Regions from separate parts of the Homo sapiens genome. Here region 2 is linked to region 1. A link is a loop called in an ENCODE intact Hi-C map of the cell type or tissue named here. Cell type or tissue: gastrocnemius medialis. All regions are shown on one strand. Each heading gives the region's core, and the rest is flanking DNA. Links, peaks and the distances in the headings are about the cores only. Region 1 overlaps ACOXL (acyl-CoA oxidase like). Region 2 overlaps ACOXL (acyl-CoA oxidase like).

Region 1 (4,392 bases), core at 240-4,239:
TCTCCACTGTGACCTGAGGCCTGGTTTAATTTTTAGTGGCACTGCCGACTTTGCCTCACAGCTGTGTGTCACTGTGGTTCTGAGCTTTGTGTCCTGGGATCAGGAGTAAGAGGGGAAATGAGTTGATCCAGCCTTTTCATTGATGACTTTTTATGGGGAAAAGGGCCATTTAGAATGAACACTTATTAAGTGTGTCCAGTGGATTTTTTTTTTTTTAGCTTAGTTTAACGGAACAAGTTTGGATACCTTTGCCTACCATAATGAAATTTAGTAAGCCAAAAAAAGTTTACAATTCCTTAGATAAATTTTAAAAAGTGAACTGGGCCATTTAAATTTGCCACCACAAAACCCTTACAGGCTCTAAGAAGGGAAGCAAAATAATGGTTAGTAGAATATTTGTGGGTTATAACTTTATGTATTATTGTTATAAGTTTGTGTGTTATTAAGGCCAGGGCTACGAAGTATTGTTCACTGTAGAACTACATAGTATATGAGGATCATATTTCTTCTCTAGAAGTCTAATGTCAAAATATCTTTACAATTTGAACAACAATATTCCTAGCATCAAGGTCAAATGGAATCACTTTTCTTATACTCTATAAATTACTCAGAATTGTATCATGTTTTTATTTGCTTGATATTTTGATAATTGTAACTTTTTAAGGTTTTTAGTTTGTCCTGGAATTTCTAATTGCCTTTGTTTTTTTTCTTGTTAGGAGAAGAAACATATGCCTTCATCAATGTATTAGTTGGTTCTCATGTTGCTAATAAAGACATACCCGAGACTGGGTAATTTGTAAAGAAAGGTTTAATTAACTCACAGTTCTGCAGGGCTGGGGAGGCCTCAGAAAACTTACAATCATGGTGGAAGGGCGAGCAAATATGTCCTTCTTCATATGGTGGCAGCAAGGAGAAGTGCTGAGCAAAAGGGGTAAAAGCCCCTTATAAAACCATCAGATCTTGTGAGAACTCACTCACTATCATGAGAACAGCAACATGAGGGAAACTGCCCCCGTGATTCAATTACTTCCCAATGTGTCCCTCCTACAACACATGGAAATTATGGGAACTATAATTCAAGATGAGATTTGGGTGGAAACACAGCCAAACCATGTCAATCACTATAGTAGTAATATCTTCAAGCTTCTTGATCATTTTGTCTATTGTATGAAATCTATTTCATATTCTCCTTTGTTAATTTGTATTTTATTAATTTGGCCTCTATCTGATGCTTGTTGGTTTATTTCTCAATTTGTACAAAATCCAAGTGAGGTGCCTTGAAAACTTCAATACAGGGACCTTAGAAGGAGGGGATGTTTTTCATATTTAAAATGTATGTGCTGCCATGTCTGTAATAAGGAGCAAAGTCCCCTGCTTCTGTGAAGATATGTGGCTTTTCCAGATTATTACATGGTTTGCAGTGGGGAGAATGTTGCCTGCATCGTAGGGACTTCCCTCTGGATCAAGCTTGATCTGAGTTTGGAGAGGCAGGAACCGAAGGAGGTAAACTGAGGAGCAGGCATTCTCTGCCTACAAGGTTGGCCCTGAGTGGGGTGCCCAAGGGCTTCTGTGGAACTATATTTATTTGCCACTCAGCAAACTCAGGGGTAAGAAAGTCTTGCTTGGGGTGCCTCACCTGCAAGGCTGGTCACTAGGAATGTCAAGTCCAAGAGGACAGAACCTGTGTCTTCTTGGTCACCTCTGGATGAACAGGACCTGGTACTTAGTAAGCACTCAGTGAATGGACAGATGGATGATGGGTGAGTGGATGAATGGATGGAAAAATGCATGTATAGATGGATGAATAGATAGATTAATTGATGGATGGAGGGATGGATGGGTAGATGAATAGATGGATGAATGGATAGATGGGTGGGTAGATGAATGGATGGGTGGGTGGATGGATGAATGGATGGATAGACAGATGTATAAATGGATGCATGGATGGACGGATGGATGGATAGATGGATGAATGGATGGGTAGATGGATAAATGATGGATGGATGGATGGATGGATGGATGAATGGATGGATGAATGGATGTGTGGGTGGATGGATAGAGAGATAGATGAATAAATATAGTGGCAAAGGGGAAGGCTTATTTGGTAGAGAATAAGTCAGTCCAGATCACAGCTCTGTGGAGATTGGGTTTGGGTCATCTGGTGGCATTTAAATGTATTATTGGCCCTGGAATCATGAATTAAATCTTTAGAAAAAGAAAAACAAGCACTTTCTGTTTCTAATGTGTATATGGAGATCTTTTGGACTTGTGCACCCCAGGGTATTTTCAGCTGAGGCAGGTGTGTATCTGGGCAATGACTGTTTTGTTTTTATTTCCTGCAGTGCTTACTTGCTCCTTGGCTCACCCTTGCAGATTGCTCATGGCTGAGTCTCCTGGGTCTGATGACATTGTCAGTGTGACTGGAGTGCTATTCTAGGTGGATGATACACAGGTCCGGGGATGGTCTCCTGTTCTCTAAAGACAGCTGTGTAATAGGATTAAAGCTTCAGAGAGCAGCCGTGGCCTAAAGTATAGAGGAACTGGGTTAAGGGGAATTCTATCCGGGTGAGAGAAATGAATCTTTTACTCCAGCAATACAGACCTGGTTGCAGCTCCTCAAACAGGCCACCCTGGTCACCTCTGGACTCAGCACAGATTGGCCTCTCTGCCCGTGACTGTCCCTGTCTTCCTCTCTTGCTCACCCGTTGCCTGGGCATGGATGTGGCTTCCCTGGGAAAGCTTCCTGCCTTTGGGGCTGTTCTTAGTGCCTGGCTTATTCCAGCCCCAGGTGTTAACAGTCTGCCTACTTCTCCCTTAGCTACGAAAGGGCAGGAACTTCACACAGTGCGAGGCACACAGGGGGCCCTCAGTAGCTGTCTGCGAACTGAATTCAGCCCTGCACCCAGCCCATCACAAGCATCTTTGTTCTAAGGCGGTCCAGGAGGAGAGAAGGAGCTGCCACGTGCTGATGGTCTCCCGTGGGCTAGGCTCTTGAGATTCCATGTGTGTGTTCTCATTCAGTGCTCACAGCAACTCCACCAGGATTCCAGTTTCACAGCCAAGAAAACAGAGGCTCTGTGAGGGGAGGCAGCTTGGCGAGGCAATCACCTCATGTGGGGCAGTGCAGGGTTGTACACATCTGTGTCCCACTTGGATGACTTGAGGAATGACTTGAGGATTACGGAATGACTTGAGGGTCCCACAGAACCCTTCTTGCGAAAGACCCTTCATCTGGAGGCTGCACTGGAGAAGGGATGCTGGACATGTTGGAGCCTCAAAGTGCAGCATCTTCAGTTTCTTGAAACTTCTGTGCTTCTTGCTTGGGTAACTGTGCTTCCTCTGATCTTTGGGCCAACCTGGCCCATGAGAGATTCCAAGGATTTGAGCTGTCTCTAGGGTCATGGGGCAGCCTACATCTTGTGCTTGATTTTTCTCCAGGGATATCCTAGGTCAGGTAGTTAGGGTGATGGACATTGGCTCCAGAGTCAGCCTGATGAGTTGTGTTTTTCTAAATTAACTTTTATCTGGCAAGAGTGTTGCAGAATCAAGTTTTAAAAAATATTTGCATATCTCATTTCTTTGTCTAATTAGTGTTGTGAGAATGATGTCACAGTTTTCATGCTTGAATAAATAGCTGATGGTGTAAGGCACTAAGGGCTGGCTCACTGTGGCGCGTTCCCTTTCTTCTATTTGCCGTCTCGTCCAAGTTTTGTTTCAATCCATGCTCCTGACTTTTTTTTTTTTTTTTTTTTAGGGACTGATCTCATCAGCCAAATTATACCTTTTACTGCCATAAAATGCCTCCTTAATTTAGAGGATATGTTTGTCAATGTTGCAAGATAATTCCGAGCATCAAATCACTAGAGGTGCTGAGAGTACAAAAAGTATACTTGGCCGGGTGCAGTGGGTCATGCCTGTAATCCCAGCACTTTGGGAGGTCAAGTCGGGGGGATCACCTGAGGTGAGGAGTTTGAGACCAGCCTGGTCAACATGAAACCCCATCTCTACTAAAATTACAAAAATTAGCCTGGTGTGGTATGGCATGCGCCTATATTCCCAGCTATTTGGGAGGCTGAGGCAGGAGAATCACTTGAACCCGGGAGGCAGAGGTTGCAGTGAGCCGAGATCGCACCACTGCACTCCAGCCTGGTTGACAGAGTGAGACTCTGTCTCAAAAAAAAAAAAAAAACATATATATATATATGTGTGTGTGTGTGTGTGTGTGTGTGTGTATATATATATATATGTATATGTGTATGTGTGTATATATATGTGTATGTGTATATATATATGTGTATGTGTGTATATATATATGTGTATAAGTAGGTATATATATGTATGTGTATATATATGTATGTATATATATACTCTATGCCTATGCTCCATTTTAAA
Region 2 (4,392 bases), core at 131-4,130, 130 kb after region 1:
AAACCATTTTGCCATATGAAAATTGAGTTGTGTTGGCTTCTGCCCTCTCTGCTTCAGAAAATAGTAGAGTCCTCCTTAATGGGATGAGCACAGTTTGGCTCTAACTTGTAATTTTCCAACTATCTGAATTTGGGTAAGTCCTCACTTCCCAAGCCTCAGTTTCCAGGTGTCCATAGACATGCTTTGCTGAGCTGCCCCGTGGTTAGTGTTAGCTGGAGGGGACCTTCTCATGGCGGTGGAAGTCAGCCACCAGGACCAGACCCTTCTTTTCCTATTAGTCTTTCTGAGATTTCCTGCTGTTTCCCCCTGTTGTCCAGCTGAGAGAAGTGAGGTGGGATTTGGTTAAATTACTCACCCCAGTCCCCTTTGGTGAGTCAAGGAGAGGCTGGAACTGGAGTTGGCAGAACTCTGCTCTTGGCGTGCAGCTGTGACATTCCCAGTGGCCAGTGCTTCATGCTTACACATGTTCTGCATTTCAGCCTCTAATCGCAGTATGTAAGGGGAGAATCAAACTGACCTCCTTTGAACGTGTTGAAAACCCTTCACCTGCCCTTGTGGGAACACTGCCTGAGAGCCGAACTCTGCTGGCTCTGATTAGTCATGTGACGCAGGCCTGGCAGTTTCGCTTCGTTTCCCACTTTCTTGCTTTAAGGATTGGGTGGGGTCAACCAAGTTCTTCAGACTGTTGATATTTAGTTCTGCTTTCACATTGCCTCTTTTCTCCATATTCAAGCAAACCTAGATTGAATTTCTAAAATCCTGAGAGAATAATAGGGGAAACAGCCCTGGATCTTGCATTTCTGCCTTACAGTGGAGAGGGGGCATTCTAAGAGATGGGACAGGTCCCTTGTCATGGAAGGGGAGCTGCTGGCTTTGGTGTGGTTGGAATCTCATGGTCAGGGCTCTGTGATCTTGGACTTTACCACTGGGAGCCTCAGTTTCCTTCTCTCTTAAGGCCCAGAACATGGTAGATATTCAATAAAACTTGATTCTCTTTCCTTTCCCTTTTGCTGGTTGTAGTAACAGATCACACTGAAAGATCCGAACTCTTTCCCCTTCCCTTCTCCCCCTCTGCCTCCAGGACCCATTAGACATGGGAGCTGCCTGGTTGGGGTTCCTTGGGTGTGGCTTGGGACCATGGAAGAAAGCCATCTTCTCGGCCACTGCTGACACCAAAGCATGGGGGTCTACAGGTCTGGGACCAGAACACACCACAGGGTCTCCACTGCCCCTCCACTTGGGAGAGCTGGAACTCAAGCCCAGCTGCTGGCCTTGGCCCTGCACAACCACATTCTTTACAAGGACCTCCTGCAGTGTCTCCTGGCCCTTGTGTTACCTGAGCCCGGATGCCCATGGCCAGGGCCGGTGCCCTCCATCTTGGCTCCTTTGAAACCAACACTAGAAGGTGCCACTCTCGTGTCACCGTGCCCTCAGGGCCAGTCTCCACAGCAGGACTTTGTCTTCCCACATCAGTGGAGACCCTTCTCATCTCTGCCCCCAGCTGCCCTGTTTCTCCTCAGTGCGTTCCAGAATTTCACAAAGAAGAACAGAAACAGCCAAAGCAGGGTGAAAAAAATATCTACAAAATTGGAGCGCAGTGAAGTCTCGAAAAAGCTCTGCAACCTAGCACAATGATAAGGTTATCAGCAAACATGCACTGATCCCTCCTTTCACGTTAGACGCAGAGCTGCTCTTTGCTGCTTGGAGATGTAATCCATCCGGGCAGCGACTGAGCGATTATATTTAATGATTGCATAGGGAACGCTGAAGCAATTCCAAGTGTTTGTAAATTTTTTCAGAAAGTGATGTGAGGCAGAGCCCTCTGCTTATTCAGTAGACTTTGTCCCAGGACTAACTCCTCAGGGACATTCAACACCACCTCATTTATCTGGCATCAGCCAACCCTTGGAACAGAGCCAAGGCCTGAAATAAACAAAACAGATCTCTGGGAATCACAAAGAGATGTTGCAAAGCCCACGTACTGGAGCTCAAGCCCTTACTCCACTCCTGAAGGAGCCTGTGGCCTCTGTTCCTGCTTGTTCCATGTGGCTTCTGGTTTCTGTGGGCTGTAGAGGAAGGGCAGAGGGATTGTGAATGTAGACAGCTAAGACCACTCAGGAGCCAGGGACCAAGGAAGATCCAGAAGAACTAAAAAAAAAAAAAAAAAAAAAAAAATAGACTGAAAAATCCAAAAGCACAGTGGGCTCCTGCTCAGCCCTAGGCGGGACTCGAAGCTCGTCTGGAACAGTCCTCCAGGCAAAGTGGGCACCAGGCAAGCAGCAGACTGGTGCGAGCAGAGACAGTCATTCGGGGGTCTCCCCTCCAACCTGGATGCTGCAGAGTTACTATTCATTGGAATAACATAGATGGTGTTTGTTTAAATACCTCACAGCAACCCCCGAGACACGTACATTTCACTACAGACCAGTAGGTCAGCTTGACTTAGATCTGATGTGGCAGAGGCCCTTTTGCTCCCTATACAATTTCTTAAGAAGCAGAACCATGAAAAATTCTGGCTGGTGCTTGGGTCATGAATAGCTGAGTCCAGCTGGCTGGGATTGCATTTGTGGGCAGGACAGGGTCGAGCTGAGCTTCACCATAATGCCAAGTGACTTGTGGGTAGGGTGGAAGAAGTTCAGGCATGGTCCATACTCAGAGGGTCCAAGGCTGGATCTGGCAAACCTCCCAAGAAGGATCTGTCTGGGGTCCAAGTGTCAGTAAGGCCCCCTAGTAGAAGGGCCTTCTCAGTGGTTACTGTGACAACTTTATCAGCCAGACTCTTTGCTCAAGAGTCTCATTTTTCCCGGGCATCAACTGGTTTCTGACCAACTCCCTTTCTATTTTATTGGTCAGAGATCTCTTTCTCTGGAAGGGTTGAGAGCCATCAAGAAAAAACCCCAAAGTTCTGGGGCTCTGGATTAAAGCCTAGGCTTCCCCTTTCCTCTGCTGTTACTTTCTGAGAATTCTGCTGACCCTAACCTATTTGGCTATAGGGATTTACAAAGACAGACGATAAAAATCACCTTGTGATTATAAATGATTCAACTTTGAAAGAACCTTGCTCCAAGATTAGAGGAATCAGCTCTTATTTTTTTTTAAAAAAATCATTTTTGACTCCCTGACATTCTCTTGAGTCCCTGCTATGAAGAAGCACTAGGGACATGTATAGATGCTGCCACCTTTAATCCTCCAATAGTCCTGTGAGTAGGAGTTATTATCCTTATAGTTTTCCCATGGAAGGACGAACAAGGCCAGAAGTGAGATGTTATTTCTCCAAATCTACTGAAAGACAGAGGCAAAGGTTCTACAGGCCTTCCAAACTAAGGCTATTATCCCTAATTCAGGACCTTGTCCCCTTTTTTGGCAGGTGATAACTTTCTTCCCTGGCCCTCTGGGTTCCATGTTAATGAATGTTCTACACTTAACCCTCATTTAACATAAGTCCTTGGCTTTTAAACAATCCTCTGTCTTTTTTTTATTTTTATTTTTATTTTATGTTATTTTATTATTATTATACTTTAAGTTTTAGGGTACATGTGCACAATGTGCAGGTTAGTTACATATGTACACATGTGCCATGCTGGGATAGCATTAGGAGATATACCTAATGCTAAATGACGAGTTAATGGGTGCAGCACACCAGCATGTCTTTTGATGTTAATTTGTGGTTACTGGAAAAAATCGCTCCCCAGTGAGAAAGTCCGTATGTCATCTTTGTGAGTGTCCTAGGTTAGTAGGTCCTATCTTGTCAGGCAAATTAGAGGGGGAAAGTAGCCAGCAGTAAAACTGACCTTCATCACTGATAAGGAAAAGAGAGATTGCTAAAATGACCCAGGGATAATCCATTTTATTTGGCAACATTCCTTTGAGGGTCTCAGCCCAAAATTTTTAACGGCATAAACAAGGCAATTATAAATTTCATAAGGAATGGATAGCGGCCAGACATATTAGAGAATAATGGACAGAACTGGCATAGATCCTGGGCCAATTTGCCAAATTTTGATCCACGGTATGTTGTTTAACTTTCTCATTTTACTCTCCCTTGGGCCAGTTCAGTCCAGAAGGATTCACCCCATATCCCAGCAAGGAAACAAGAAGGTTGGTGGCAGGGAGATGAAGTTTTACAAGTTGACTTCTGAATTTGTGATCATCTTACATCTTAGTTAAGATTATTTTGGATGCAAATAAAAGAGATCAATTATAAACTTTCTCCAGCAAGAATGAAGAATCAATCTTAAGGAGGAAGGGTGGGGGGTGGAGAGAGAGAGAGAGAGAGAGAGAGGGAAGTTCTGGAATTTAGCTCTCATGAGAACCAGGGACTGGGAAGGGGTCTGGAGTCCCCGAATCTGTGCTAGAGGGTCTCTCTCTCTCTCATAGTCTGAGCCTTTGCAC

Evidence for each region. Peaks named below come from ENCODE experiments on the same cell type or tissue, not always from the same donor. Only the 100,000 strongest peaks of a DNase experiment are listed, where the experiment ranks them.
Region 2: a loop joins it to region 1, with 3 times the contacts of the local background. A loop is called at or near these places in 1 of 110 quality-filtered maps.

The regions. Positions count from the first base shown.
Region 1 is chr2:110,814,221-110,818,612 of GRCh38, forward strand. The region is part of intron 9 of ACOXL (acyl-CoA oxidase like); the gene reads left to right. Among named protein-coding and RNA genes, the nearest start is that of ACOXL, 84 kb to the left of the region's middle. In gastrocnemius medialis, for the core only: no CTCF peak of the experiment used is centred there; a DNase peak (open chromatin) is centred at 2,401; H3K27ac peaks cover 3,706 bases.
Region 2 is chr2:110,946,554-110,950,945 of GRCh38, forward strand. All of the region lies in intron 12 of ACOXL (acyl-CoA oxidase like), which reads left to right. Among named protein-coding and RNA genes, the nearest start is that of ACOXL-AS1, 170 kb to the right of the region's middle. In gastrocnemius medialis, for the core only: no CTCF peak of the experiment used is centred there; DNase peaks (open chromatin) are centred at 508 and 1,908; H3K27ac peaks cover 610 bases.